Linked DNA regions of Mus musculus: region 2 is linked to region 1. The links are chromatin contacts, found by Hi-C or POLR2A ChIA-PET in ENCODE. All regions are on one chromosome and are shown on one strand. The core of a region is the stretch at or near the end of the contact, and the rest is flanking DNA. Distances in the headings are between cores, read along the strand shown.

Region 1 (7,575 bases), core at 1,539-4,038:
GAGGAGGAGGAGGAGGAAGAGGAGGAGGAGGAGGAAGAGGAGAAGAAGTAGTAGTAGTAGTAAAATTTTTTCATGGAACTGTTACATTTAAACAGTAGTAGTAGTAGTAGTGGTAGTAGTAAAATTTTTTCATGGAACTGTTACATTTAAACACATATTTGAGAAAGCCTAACTGTATTCTCTGTACATGGTCACTCATATCTGGCTCCAGAGTAAATTCGTCTCCATTCTGAGGTAACAGTTATATTTTTGTATTGACAGATGCTGTCTCAAAACACCAAAAAACAGAGGTTGGGGGTGTGGCTGTATTAATGAAGCACTTGCCTGGCAAACGCAAACGTGGATTTTGTTCTCAGCACCACATCAACTATGTGATAGCACATACCTGTGATCCCAGCACTCAAGAGGAAAAGACCAAAAGGAGCAGAACCTTCTGCCATCCTTGGCTACACAGCCAGCTAGAAGCTAATTTTGGGATACATGAGACCCACCTCAAAACCAAAACAACAAAACTAGAAAACTGAAAAGCTATAAGCTTGCATTTATTAAATGCTGGAGACACACACTGGCCATACTGGCTAAGTTCTACAATACATCAGACATGAAACATGAAGGTACTTTTTTTTGTTTTTCCAGACAGGGTTTCTCTGTGTAGCCCTGGCTGTCCTGGAACTCACTCTGTAGACCAGGCTGGCCTCGAACTCAGAAATCTGCCTGCCTCTGCCTCCCAAGGGATGGGATTAAAGGCCTGCGCCACCACTGCCTGGCCTACAAGCATTATTTTTAATCCCCATATCTTAGATGAGAAACTGAGGTCTGAGCATTGAAGGGGAGGTAAAGGCTGGCACTAGGACAGGCAGAAAAATTCCAAGCACGAACTCACTTAAATACCAAACCAGCAGAGTATGGTGGTGCATACCCTTAGTCCCAGCACTGGAGAAGCAGAATTCCAGGTCAGCCAGGGCTACAGAGAAATTTTTCCTCGAGAAAACAAACAAACAAACAAACAAACAAAACCCAAACACTTCCTGGGCCTTCTCCTACAGCTGTAACTTCAGCACTCAGGAGGTTGTTGCAGGGGGTGGTTAGTTGGAAACCAGTACGTGACTCAGAGGTGTTCCTTCCTAGCATTCAAGAAACCTAAATTGCATTCCCAGTAGCACAGGAACCACACATGGGGCCCACGCTGCTAATCCCAATATTTAGAAGGTCGAGGTAGGTATCAAGCTCAGCCTCGGCTTCATAGGAAGCTGAAGTCAGCCTGGCCTAGAGGCCCTGTCTCAAAACAACCCCCTCAGCCCCCCAAGAAGCAACACCAACGAAAATCCAGAAAAATAAAAGCCTCAAGAAACTATCAAAAATAAATAAATAAAACAAACAGCAAACAAACACTAGAAAGCAAAATAAAGCAACCCCCACCCCCATGTCCCAGGGCAGGGGGTGGCTCTCCCCGCACCGCTCCCGGGTCCCGCATACCGTGTAGAGCGTCAGGTCGACGTGTCGCCATAGCCACCGGTCATCCACTAGCCTCTTCCAGCGGTGACAGACCCTGGAGGAGTGGACCGGCCGTTAGAACGACCCCGGCCCGCTAGGACCGGATCCGCATCTCCTGCCGAGCCCATGCCCGGCTCTTTCCCCCGAGGAGCGGGGCGGCACCTGGAGATGCGGATCCGGTCCCGGACAGGGAGGTAAGAGAAGATCTCCAAGAGCACCAAGTCTGGGAGGTCAAACAGAGTCGCCATGGTCCAGCTGTCGCACGCTTCCGTTTCCGGTGGCGGCGAGGCCGCGTTCCCTGGACAGCGCTGGGGTGGTCGGACTGGCCAAACCGGCGCGACTTTCAGAGGCCCGCCGAGAATCCCTACTTTTCTAGGAAAGTGCCCGAGGCCCCGGGACTGGACAGGCGCGGGCTGACGACCGTTTAGAGGTCAAGACTAGAGACTGACTAGGCCTGACTGGCTTGGCTAGCGGATGGAACTGGAAATAGGAAAACCTGGATGTGGCTTGGGAGAGGAGGGGGCACGAGGCGTGGCCAGGGCCAAGAGGAAGACGAACAGCAAACCCAGAAGGCTGGAGGTGACGAGTGCCTCGGGGGCGTGGCCATAAGGTGGAGCTAAGTATAAGCAGCAAACCCAAAAGGGGTCCGCAGACAACCCAGAAGGCGTGACTCTAGGAAAACCTGGATGTGGCTTGGTGGAGGAGGGGGCACGAGGCGTGGCCAGGGCCAAGAGGAAGGCTAACAGCAAATCCAGAAGGCTGAAGGTGAAGAATGCCTCGGGGGCGTGGCCATGAGGTGGAGCTAAGTATAAGCAGCAAACCCAAATGGGGTCAGCAGACAACCCAGAAGGCGTGACTCTGGCGAGGAGGGGGCTCAGGGCGTAGTCATAGCCGGGAGACGTGGCGAGCAGAGGCAGGTAGACCCCACGCAAGCTGGGATGAAGAAAGCAACACGCCTAGAAAGCGTGGCTCCGACGGGCGGGGAGTGGTCCTGAGGCGTGGCCAAGGGGCCCAGGGGCCAGGAGGCCCGGGGGCCCGGGGGCCCGGGGGCCTGGAGGCCAGTCAGAGGAAAAGCAGCAAACTCCCAAAGTGGGACTCTGGGAGAGAGGATAAAAGACAGAGACGAAGGGCAGCAGGCGTTGCAAACAAGGCCAAAGTACTAGCATTTGAAAAAGCGCCGCCGAGTGGAAGGGTGTGGCCAGCGGCAGAGGAGCTGATTGGAGGCCGTCCACAACAATGGGAAGGCGTGGCTTCAGTAGGAAGAGACAAGGGGCGCGTCTAGAGCTAAGCGACTAGTGGCGTGCGGAGGTTTGGCTTGTGCTGGAAAAGGCTTAGGGTTACTGCCAAGGCAGAGATCAGCCTGCGACCAGACCGTATGTATACCCAGGAGGCATGACTTGAGCAGGGAAAAGTTAACAGAGCAACAAACCCAGAAACCATGACTTGTGTGGGAAGGGGCTCAAGGACTAGGGATCCTAATTGCGCCTGAAGACTAAACTTGTAAAACCTAGCTTAGGCGGAACAAGGTCCGATATAGGGGATGGAATCAAGTTTGGAATGGCTGGGCGACAAAGGGACAGGCTGGGAGACTTATGACTGGAAGAATGGATAAGAGCAGCGACGGGGGCCCTAAAAGCATCGCTGGAGACAGAAACAAGAGCTAAACCAGGAACTGGGTGTGCAGCTCAGTGGGAGAGCCTTTGGCTGGTAAGCATGCTTAGCAGGCCCTAGGTTCGACCTCCAACACTAAAACAAATACCAAAACAAAACAAGAAAAACAAACCCCACCACTTTTCTTGTATGTATGCCAAGAGACTTAAAGCCTGAGAAGTTTTTTTTCGAGACGGAAACGAATCCGGTAAAGCCTGAGAAGTCTTTTCAGGACGGAAACGAGGCATTGGGGAGACTGGAACATATCTAAGCACTAAAGACACAGAACAGGACTTCATTCGAAACTGAAAGGTGTGACTGGGATGGGAGTGAGGGGCCAGCAGGACGGCCAAGCCAGGGAGGCGTGGCCACAGCCGCAATAGAAAGCAAGAATAATGCCTTTTGCTGCCTACGCATAAGGATTAAATTTTGTATAAGTCGTATTAGGTAAGCACAAGGCGCTGGGTAAGACTTTTCTTTTTCTTGAGTCAATATATGCTTACCTTGCTAAGAATCCTGTCTGCTAAGAAGAAATCGCTCAATAGAGGCAAAACTGGTTGAATTTAAGAAGGGATTCCTCTCCCACCAGCTCTCGCGATTCTTTAATCTGGAACAAGATTAAAGAATCAAAGCAAAAGCTCTTTCCCCGTATGCTATTTCCAACATCTTCGCAGGCAGGACACGGACACGCGGAGTGGTACGCAACATGCATGGCCTCTCAACCAGGATCCGACTTAGTTTTCATCAACTGCAGCCTGCACCCCTGGAGTCTCTGAAACGGTCACTACGACCAGGGGCGGGGAAGCAAGCACAGGGTTTGAGGCTGAGCTTTGAATGAAAGCAGAAAGCCACAGGCCCTGCATGACTCCATTTCGGCACACCTGCAGCCGGGATTCCGCGGTAGGAGGATTGTCTGGCTTGGGAGTAGTCGAGCACCCCGCCGCTGAGATCCTTTAGGTTTCTTCCATGATGAAGGAATCTCCAACACCAGTTCCAACGTCCGCTGTAAATCCATTCTTAGCAAGTCCCAGCTCATCCACACTGCGCAACAGAATCGCAAATCCTAGCCCGGAACCCGGAAGCACCTAAGGGCCGGTGGTTCCGTTATATCACTTCCGCTTCCTGTTTGCAGGCTTAACTCCGGCCGGGGTTCCTCGCTCGAGCTACGAGTTGTGTCGTCGATAGGTTCGAGGATATTGGAGGTGAGAAGGCTAAAATGAGAGGCCCGAGATCACGGGAAGCTGCCAAGACTTGGGAACCTAGGGGTTGCGGGAGGCAAAGCCGGGTGAGTCTGGGGCCCGGACTGCCGCAGTTAAGGGGCGGAGTCGCGACTGTCTGTAGTCCGGGCAATTGAAACTGTAGACTGGGGCTGCAGGGGATTGCATCTGGTGTTAGGGGAACTGTGACCAGAGAGCTCAACCTAGGAAGGGGCTTTAGGAACCTGGGCGACCCCGAAAGGCCTGACTCTGTTGCTTTTCATCCCTCCCTCCACCTGGTGTAGCTCCAGCCACAATGATTGAGGTGGTTTGCAACGACCGTCTCGGAAAGAAAGTCCGCGTTAAGTGCAAGTATCCACCGAGGGGTGACTGGCAGTGGCTCTGGGGCAGATGGTGGTGTTGGATGGTTTCAGTTAAATGACGCTTATGGGGAGGCCTGATTACGTCTTCCTCGGTCTACCTCTTCCTTTCATTTACCTTAACTCCTTCGTGCCCAGCACCGATGACACCATCGGCGACTTGAAGAAACTGATAGCTGCTCAAACTGGCACCCGCTGGAACAAGATCGTTCTTAAAAAGTGGTAAGTAAGTGCAGTATTAGGCTAGAAGGTTTCGGTTGGGGTGAGCACCTCAGGCAACCCCGAAGAGTACGCAGCTTGTTTTCAGAACAAAAGACACCCCACCCCTTATCAGCTTCTCTCTGAATCCCTTAGGTACACGATTTTTAAGGACCACGTGTCTCTGGGAGATTGTATCCTTTTCCTGAAGTTCATGAAAGAAGCCATGTATTTATTTATTTATTTATTTATTTATTTATTTATTGGTTTTTCGAGACAGGCTTTCTCTGTATAGCCCTGGCTGTCCTGGAACTCACTTTGTAGACCAGGCTGGCCTAGAACTCAGAAATCTGCCTGCCTCTGCCTCCCAAGTGCTGGGATTAAAGGCGTGCGCCACCACGCCCGGCAAGAAGCCATGTATTTATCTCGAGTTCTGGTTCTATACTGAAACCTGTACAGAAATTAAGCAAGAGGAATATTTAACTTAGAATGTACCCTGTTGTGACTACTGAGAAAATGGAAACTGTGGAATTATTTTGTTGGTGAACAGGGTGGTTGGTGAAATAGTTTAACTTGGCTTGGAAGGATTTTGATATTCAAGTTCAAAATATTAATTACTTAACGCCAACCTGACTGTTGGACAGAAGGTGAAGGTGGCATATGACTGTAGTTGAGGACAATATATATATATTTTTTTAATTTGAGGAGGGAGGGTCTGGATCTTTTGTCTGCAGTTATGTGTGCACCACATGCATGCCTGCTGCTGACAGAGACCAGGAGAAAGCTTCCAATTCCCTGGAGCCACCACGTGAGTCCTGGGACATAAAGCCAGGTCTCTGGAAGAACAGTCCCAAGTACTCTTCACCTGCTGAGCTATCGCCAACCTGAGGATGAGCATTTAAGAAAATGTATTGTTGTGTGTGTGTGTGTGTGTGTGTGTGTGTGATGGGGTGGAGGGCACTTGAGGACAAACAAACAACTTTGCCTTTTCGGCAGTCTTAAGCTCCACTGAATATTATTTATAGTTTGAGTTCTTAGATCAGAGCGTCCATTCCTTTATCCAGGGTGGATGTTGAGCTACAGGATCCAGCTGTGAGCAGATGGAAGGTAGTCATCTCTCCGTCAAAGTTCCTTAACACGTGTCCTTCAGATGAAATCCACGATGGGATGAACCTGGAGCTTTATTACCAGTAGAGGGGGATTCCTTCTCCTCCTCGCCCTGCTCTGCCCTGCCCTCCTCTCCCATCCTCATCTGACACTGGTGTAGATGGTCATTTTTAACAGTTCACATGAATAAAAACTTGGCTGCTGCTTTGCTGCTGTCATACTTGTGTGAGAGTTGTGTGTGAGGGCAGAGCTGCTGTCTAGTAGTTAGGGGGTACTGCTACTTGAGGGGAAGATTGACTGGAAGCTGGGCCTGGTTGGTGATGCACACCTGGCATCTCAACACTTGGAAAATTTTTTGTCTTGAAAGTCCTGTGTAGACCAGGTTATGAACTGGCTGTGTACCACAATGACCGTGACTCCTGCCTCCACTACAAGTGCTGAGATTGAAAAGGTCTCAGTTTTGCTTTTAAGGAATTGCCAGGAGCTGTGGATGCCTCATGGATTTCATCTACCCTCCATAGTATGGCCCAAGTTTGGAAATGGAAAGGAAGGCTGTCTGTTACGTGTAGCCCTAGACAAATACTAGAGGATGGGTAATTTGTGAAGAATGGTTTGGTTTTGGTTTTGGTTTTTTGAGACAGGGTTTCTCTATGTAGCCCTGGCTGTCCTGGAACTCACTTTGTAGACCAGGCTGTCCTGGAACTCAGAAATCCGTCTGCCTCTGCCTCCCGAGTGCTGGGATTAAAGGCGTGCACCACCACGCCCGGCGAAGAATGTTTTTTTGTTTTAGTGGAGAGATGGGCAGACTGCTTGCCCTACAAGCAGGAGGACCTGAGTTTGCTCCCTGAACCCACGTGAAAATGCTGGATGTGCAGGTGTACGCTTAACCTCACCACTGGACAGCTCTCTGGCCTCACTCGCTATAGTTATTCTGGCTTGTTTGAAAAGTAGTGAAGTACTAAAATTACTTTTACTGGCTATTTTGTTACAGCAGTCAGAAATGTAACACAATGGGTGACATAGTGAGATCCAAACAGGATTTATTAGAGCCCCTTCCAGGTTTTGGTCCAACTGTTCCAACAATGGCTGTCTCTCAGTGGCAAGTCCAAGATTCAGTCCATAGGCTGGATACCAAAGTCTCTCATCTAATCTAGGAATTGTGTGAAGAAACCATCTCCTAGGCAATTCTCAGCCATTGCAAGATATTCCTGGATTCTTGAACTAAGGTCATGCAAAGGCTCTGAAATTCCCATGGGAAGAACAACCCCATAAATTTCAGATAACAATCACTGAATATTAACAAAAGATTACTTCAAGGCCTTAGTGTCAATCACTCCAAAATAAATGCCAGGTATAATGGCTCTTCTAAAATTCCCATTTCAAAAAACCTCAGGTTTAGGGTGGTCTTCCTACCTTAAATGATTCGGAGGAGAAACCATCCCTTGCAGGTGTGCTCAGCTTGCTTGGCTTTTAGTTAATTCTAGATGTAGTCAACTTGACAACCAAGAACAGCCATTACACCCATGTATAAAAATAAGTACATATTTACA
Region 2 (7,575 bases), core at 1,395-3,894, 580 kb after region 1:
AGTAAGAGAGAAAGAGAGAGGGAGAGAGAGACAGAGAGAGGAAACAAGGAGCTGGGTTTTTTTTTTGTTTGTTTTTTTTTTTTTTTTTGGTTATTAGCAGGCAGGGAGAAGGCAGCAGGGAGAATGCTGCAGAATGTGTTTGTGCCGCACTAGCCACATGCAGGTCAGAGAACTCACATGGGGGTGAGTTCTCCCCACTGTGTGAGTTCCAGGGACTGAGGTGATGCTATCGCGCCTTCACACGGAAGACAATTTTTTTGTTTGTTTGTTTTTTTTGAGACAGGGTTTCTCTGTATAGCTCTGGCTGTCCTGGAACTCACTCTGTAGACCAGGCTGGTCTCGAACTCAGAAATCCGCCTGCCTCTGCCTCCGGAGTGCTGGGATTAAAGGCGTGCGCCACCACGCCCGGCTTAGTAAGCCAATTTTTTAAAATTTACTCTTGTTAAAAAAAAAAAAAAAGATTAAGCCTGTGGTAGCACCTTTGACCCCAGCATTGGGGCGACAGAAGCAGATGAACCTGTGAGTTTGAGGCCAGTCTGATTTACATGGCAAGTTCCAGGACAGCCAGAGCTACAAGAGCGGACCCTGTCTCAAACAATTATTCTTATTCATGTGTACATGTGCAAACCTGTCTGATATGCGCATGCTGTCAGATCCCAGTGACCAGGCCGCCCAGTGTGGGTGCTGAGAACCAAGCCCATTCTCTGCAAGGGTAACAAGTGCTTACCCGCTGAGACATCTTTCTAGGCAGCCTTCTTTTTTTTTTTTTATTTTAATGTTTTGTTCTTAATTTTTGTTACATCTTACTATTATTTATGTGCATGTGTGAGTACGTGCACACACACATGTGCACATATCCCTCAGCACACATGTCCAGTGCAGTTAAGCCAATTGAAACTAATCCCCGTCTAATGTACAGATGGATGGGACTCAGCCTATGGTTATTTTACTTGGCTTTGGACAGTTACTGGGGTCACCCCTAATCTACTTCTAGCTGCTGGACTGGCTGCTCCCCAGCACTGTGCCCCAGATACTTGCTGTTTCTCCCAGCCATCTCCTCTCATGGAGACTTCCTCCTCTCTGCTGTGCCCTTCTTCTCTCTCTCTTCTCAATCTACGACCCCAAAAAGGCTACCCCACCTACCTCTATTCCTTCCAGTAATTGGCTGCGGTGGGTAGAATCCAGGTCATTAGCCTCAGTAGCAGACATCTTTGTCCCTTGAACCACTAGCCTACATAGTATATATTTTTTGTTTTGGTTTGGTTTTTTGTTTTCGAGACAGGATTTCTCGAACTCTGAAATCTGCCTGCCTCTGCCTCGCTAGTGCTGGGATTAAAGACGTGCACCACCACACCAAAAATAAATCCTAATGTTCTTCCTACAAAGAATGAATATTTGAGGTGACAAATATAATTATTTATTTATTTATTTATTTTTAAATAAAGATTTATTTATAGGGCTGGAGAGATGGCTCAGTGGTTAAGAGCACTGACTGCTCTTCCAGAGGTCCTGAGTTCAATTCCCAGCAACCACATGGTGGCTCACAACCATCTGTCATGGGATCTGATGCCTTCTTCTGGTGTGTCTGAAGACAGAGACAGTGTACTCATATACATTAAACCTTATAAAATGCCTACTGAGATTTTAATTTGGGGTTGATTTTATTTTTAAAACATTTATGCCGGGCGTGGTGGTGCATGCCTTTAATCCCAGCACTTGGGAGGCAGAGGCAGGTGGATTTCTGAGTTCGAGGCCAGCCTGGTCTACAGAGTGAGTTCCAGGACAGCCAGGGCTATACAGAGAAACCCTGTCTCGAAAAAAACAACAATAAAAAATTTTTATTTCTATTTTTATGTGTGTGTGTGTGTGTGTGTGTGTGTGTGTGTGTGTGTGTGTGTGTAATGGGTATCTGTAAGTGCAGTGCCCAAGAAGGCCAGAAGGGGCGCTCAGATTCTCTGGAACTAGAGTTGCAGATGATTTAAAGTCACCACGTGGTTGCTGAATCCTCTGGAAGAGCAGCCAGGGCTCAGAACAGCATCACCATCTCTCTGACAGACTAACAAGAGAGACAGACAGATACCCAGTAAGTCAGATGGAGTTTCCTGTGGGGGTTGATTAAGCAAGATCTCTCCCAGGTGTGGCAGCACACACCTTTAGTCCCAACACTAGGAAGACAGAGGCAGGTAGATTGTAAGTTCAAAGCCAGCCTTATCTATGTAGAAAGACCCTGTATCAAAAAGGCTTAAATAATAGAGTCACACGTAGCTCCGGCCATTCGGGAGCTTATATGTACGACGATACCCTTGAACTCATCATGAGTCTCCTGTTAAACTTCCTAAAGGCTTATTCCACCACACAGGCTTATCCAAAGCTTAAATCTAAACTAGTTAATGTATCTACTCAGTTTCCCTTGCTGACAAATACAATAGCACTATTCCTGTGCAGACTACACGCTGGACATAGTGTGTTTTACTACATTACTACCAACAATCTGTATTACCAGTCAAATAGGTATTTGTCCCAAGTCAGGTAAGGAGCCAGAACTGGGAGCACAAGCCCTCTCGCGCCCCCTTCTGGGCTCCTGCGGAACTACATGTACATCAGGAAGCGGCGCAGGTGCAGACCATCCGAGAGGCGGAGCTAGGGCGGGAGGCTATTCCAAGCTATTATTGGCTAAGGTCGCTGTCAGTTCTGAAGAAAATAGCCAATGAGGGTTGCGGCCGCTCGACTTCTGATCTGCAGGCTGGGTTCTACTGCCTGTAGTCCTCCTAATGACCTTGCTTTCAATTTGATTTGAACAGGATCCTAAGGTCCTTTTTCTTAGAGTATCCTGGCCCTCGCGTCAATCCTACCTTAGGGTAGTACCTAGTTTATCCTTTTATTTTTGAGACAGAGTTTCATGTAGCACAGGCTGGCCATGAACTCTTATGTCACTGAGCTTGGCCTTTCACTCCTAATTGGCTCCTCCCGCTTCCACCTCCTAACTGTCGGGATGACAGACACACACCACCACCCAACCCTGTGATATTTATCCTGAATGATCTCAGGTCGCTTTCCACTTCCTTAAAGGAAGCCTAATCAGTCACGGCCGCTGGACCCTAACTGTAGAACAACAACTGTTGTTTCTGCTCAAAGCCCTGGGCTCTGTCCGGAGCACTGCGATCTGCCCCACCCCAGCACTCTGGAGGGAAGGCAGATAACTAGGGTTTCAAGCTCACCCTCTTCTTGCAGAATAGTGATTTAGAGGCCAGGAGCTCACAGGAAGGAGGGCAAATTAGCTGATAAGGGAACTTAGCATGTCCCATGTGACATACCTCATGTGACACTGCTTACAGAATTGGGCTGATATTTCTTCTAAAATAGCCACAGAGAGAATCCAATGCACTCAGCATGCATATATATTTTTAAGTTTTTTTTTTAGGTTTGTTTTATCTATTTTTTGTGTGTGCATGAGTGTTTTGCCTGCTTCTACATCTGTGCACCACATATGTGTCTGGTGTTTAAGGAAGTGGTGAACCTCCGTATGAGCTACACATTGAACCTGGGTACTTTAGCAAGCAGAACAAGTGCTCTTAACCAGTTGAGCCAAGTCTCCAGCCCCAAGTTTTTACATTTTTATTTTACTCCTGTGGTATTTTGGCTGCATGTATATACGTGTACCACAAGACGCAGTACCAGAAGAGATCAGAAGAGGGAGATAGATGCTTAGAACTAGAGTTACAAACATCTGTGAGCCGCCCTGTGGATGCCGGCAATCAACCCCCAGTCTGTGAGAACAGCCTAAAGCTCTTAACAGTTGCACAGCCCTTGCAACCCCAGGGTATTTGGGGAGACGCCCCAGCTGTAGACAGGGACTGCCCAGATGTAAGGATGAAATTCCAGCACACGGAATAGCTGATGGCTGGTCTCCAAGGGGCCACACTCTAGCAATAATTTTCTAGAAAATCTAGCCAGTTCCATGCAACTCCATGTATTTGCTCTTGGGATGTGTGTGTGTGTGTGTGTTTTCAAGAGTTCAAAGTTAGATGTGAGTGAGGCTTCTCTTGTTTGTGGTGTTAGATGTCAGCACTAAATATCATCTCTTCATTCCCTTTCCATCCTGCACGTGTGTGTGTGTGTGTGTGTGTGTGTGTGCACGTGCGCAACTATGGGCATGATGTGCATGAGTGGGGACAACTGATTGCGGCCGAATCTCTTTTTTGCTGGGTTTGTTTGGTTGTTTGGTTGGTTTGGTTTTTTGAGACAGGGTTTCTCTGTATAACCCTGGCTGTCCTGGTGTTTGTTTATTTTTAATCCTGACTTTGATTCCTTGTTTGTTTTGACACAGGGTCTCTCTCCCACAGTTGGCTGTGTAGACCAGACTGTGTAGACCAGACTCACAGAGAGCCTCCAGCTGGCTCTCCAGGACTGGGGTCTGCACCACCTGGGTCCAGATCCTTAGTTTACTTTTCATTCTTGGTATGTCTATAGCTATATGCACATGCCTATCCTGGATTCCCCTGAAGCTGGAGTCGCAGGCCTGGTTATCTGCTCGATGTGGGTGCTGGGAACCTAACTCAGGTCCCATTCAAGAGCAGCACGTGTTTCCAACTGCTGAAACATCTGCCCAGCCAGTCTGTATTTATTAGGTCAGGGGACACATTTAGTGTGTGGCGGTCAGAGAACAACTTCCAGGAGTCGTCATTTCTGCCAAGTTGGTGCTTGGGCGTTAATTCAGGCCACCAGCCTTGCTGACTACCACTGGGCCACCTCTCTGTCCTGTTTTTGTTTTTGTTTTTGTTTTTTTCGAGACAGGGTTTCTCTGTGTATCCCTGGCTGTCCTGGAACTCACTTTGTAGACCAGGCTGGCCTCAGACTCAGAAATCTGCCTGCCTCTGTCTCCCGAGTGCTGGGATTAAAGGCCTGTGCCACCACGCCTGTGTGTGTGTGTGTGTGTGTGTGTGTGTGTGAGAGAGAGAGAGAGAGAGAGAGAGAGAGAGAGAGAAAGAGATTTTTTTAAATTTTTTTAAGTTTTTTTTTTTTTAGCTTTATGTATATGGAGATTTTGACAGCAACCTTGGAGGTCAGCAGAGGGCTTCCGATCCCCCAGAACTACAGAGGGTTGTGAGCTGCCACGTGGGTGCTGCGTATTGAACCCAGGTGCTCTGGAAAATCAACAAGTGCTCTTAACCTTAGCCATCTCTTCAGCCCATATATAAACTTTTTTTTTAAAGATTTATTTATTTATTTCATGTACGTGGGAACACTGTTGCTATCTTCAGATACACCAGAAGAGGGCATCAGATCTCATTACAGATGGTTGTGAGTCACCATGTGGTTGCTGGGAATTGAACTCAGGACCTCTGGAAGAACAGTCAGTGCTCTTAACCGCTGAGCCATCTCTCCAGCCCATAAACTTTTTTTTTTTTTTTTTTAAAGATTTATTTATTTATTATATGTAAGTACACTGTAGCTGTCTTCAGACAGCCCAGAAGAGGTCATCAGATCTCATTACGGGTGGTTGTGAGCCACCATGTGGTTGCTGGGATTTGAACTTTGGACCTTCAGAAGAGCAGTCGGGTGCTCTTACCCACTGAGCCATCTCACCAGCCCAAACTTTTTTTTTTAAATGACCTCCTAGTTAGCTTCAGCTGCCAAGTTGACAGCCCAGGCTTATCAGAGGCTGTCATGGAACACTAGCCTCTAATTCACAGAGAGCCCTTGGCCTCTGCCTACTGAGTGCTGGGATTAAAGGTGTGTGCCACCATGCCCTGTGAAGAATTTTCTTGACTGCTAATTGGTGTAAGAGCACTCTCTGTGGGTAGTACCATCCTAGGTAGCAAATCCTGGGCTGAGCAGAGGCTGGGAACTGAACCAGGAAGCTGCTCTCCTTGATGGTCTCTGCTTGGAGCTCCTGCCTTGAGTCCCTGCCCTAACTTCCCTCACTGATGGAACTGTAAATGTAAGCTGAAACAGGCTTTTTCCTCCCCAAACTGGTTTTGTTCAAGGTATCAGAGAACATCCCAGCAGCATTGAATATACAGGAGAACCATGACCTTGTTAGGTTTCAGATCCCGGCAAGCCCTGCCTCTCAGTTGACGTTTGTAAACCTGGCTAGCTCTGATTTGCTGTTTCTTAGGACTGCGTTGAAGATGACATCAGAGCCAGAAGATTGGCGGCTGACTGTGCCTACCACACAGACTTCACAGCCATTTTGGATGCTTAGTCAGGGAGGGGATGTGTGTGTGGTCCTCCATTGTGACTGTAGTTCTGGGCCGAGCTTCCCGCTCTATAGGAAGTTGATTTTCCCCTTTCTCGTTGATTTTTTTGGCTTCCCTTTTGCTGCCTGGCACGGGTGGTGGGAACCACACCTGGGTCCTCTTCGATAGCATTGAGCTCACATACCTGCTGTAACTACAACCCTTTGCTTCCCTCAGCACAACCCCCACCCCCCAGTGTGACCATAGACTTGCCTCGTAGACAGCGTGGCATCGGCAAGTGAGCACAGACACCTGAATTTGCTGCTTTGTTACTGAATAAGCTTTCGCTGAGCAGACCCCATCAGAATGCCGTCCTTAAAAGCACGAATGACATAAAATAAATCTTTGGGCTGGAGAGATGGCTCAGCGGTTAAGAGCACTGGCTGTTCTTCCAGAGGTCCTGTGTTCAATTCCCAGCAACCACATGGTGGCTCCCAACCATCTATAATGGGATCTGATGCCCTCTTCTGGTGGGTCTTCAGAGGACAGTGTACTCAAATACATGAAATAATTTTTTTTTAAAGACAACTACAGTGTACTCATATACATATAATAAATAAAAGCATGAATGACAGCAGGTCGCAGTGGCGCAGCCTTTTACCCCGGGGCTTGGGAGATAGATGCAAGTGGATCTCTGAGTTTGAGGTTCTGTGTAGTGAATTCTAGGCCAAAGACCCTGTCTCAAAAAAAAAAAAAAAAAGTTGAAGTGATGCGAGGCACTCACGTTGGGTGGCTCTCAGCCACCTGTAGTCGAACCCCCTGCTTTGCAAGAATTCCCCAGTGAGGATATGAAGGGGTAGGATAACTCAGTAATAGAGTCCCTGCCTGGAAACCCCGCCCGCCTCGTCCGCCCCGCCCCGCCCCGCCTCGTCCCCAGAGGGCTTGTGGCAGTGGCTGGCTGGGCAGTGTGCTTACCCAGCACCTACAAGACTTTGGATTTTAGCACCAGAATAGTGATGGGGGACGGGGGGATAGAGGGAAAGGAAGAGGGAGAGTCGACGAGAAAGTCGGAACTTGTTAATCATCTATCACTGGCTTCACTCCTCCAATCAGCTCTCTTCTAGCCTTCTGCAGTACGTGCCTACCCACACGCGCTGAACCTGAATCACCACAACCTCGCCCTTGGATGACAGCCGAAGCCTTTCGCATTTTGCCTAGGATTCCCCGATGCACGCCTGTCTCTAGCCAAGCCTGTTGATCTAAGAGGTACCAACCTCATGATCTTTGAGGTTTCAGTTTGACCCCCGTCCACCTGCCCCTCCCGCGTTGGCTGGTGAATTTATTGATTTATGGCCATGCTGGGGTTGAGACTGGGGCTTTGCATAGGGCTCTCCCA

The links. Hi-C counts contacts between places; a loop is a spot of excess contacts on that map. ChIA-PET counts read pairs that join two places held with the same protein, here RNA polymerase II (POLR2A).
Region 2: a loop to region 1 is called in a map of T-helper 17 cell, with 3 times the contacts of the local background. The contact joins the enhancer-like site here to the promoter of Ubl5 in region 1. A Hi-C loop is called at or near these places in 1 of 37 maps with a recorded cell type or tissue (T-helper 17 cell). POLR2A ChIA-PET finds 5 or more read pairs at or near these places in 1 of 5 experiments (embryonic stem cell).

The regions. Positions count from the first base shown.
Region 1 is chr9:20,640,548-20,648,122 of GRCm38, forward strand. It overlaps Ubl5 (ubiquitin-like 5), which reads left to right and starts at 2,789. Exons shown (of 5, transcript NM_025401.4): 1 at 2,789-4,346; 2 at 4,646-4,712; 3 at 4,859-4,942; 4 at 5,075-5,112; 5 at 6,069-6,245. The coding sequence starts at 4,657. The coding sequence ends at 6,112. Fbxl12 (F-box and leucine-rich repeat protein 12) reads right to left here and starts at 2,259. Exons shown (of 3, transcript NM_013911.3): 1 at 1,657-2,259; 2 at 1,477-1,549. The coding sequence starts at 1,742.
Region 2 is chr9:21,218,032-21,225,606 of GRCm38, forward strand. No RefSeq gene overlaps it. Among named protein-coding and RNA genes, the nearest start is that of Keap1, 18 kb to the right of the region's middle. Within about 2 kb of position 2,645, at least 1 of the 3 ENCODE cell types and tissues checked has a DNase peak (open chromatin) inside an H3K27ac peak, as active enhancers do.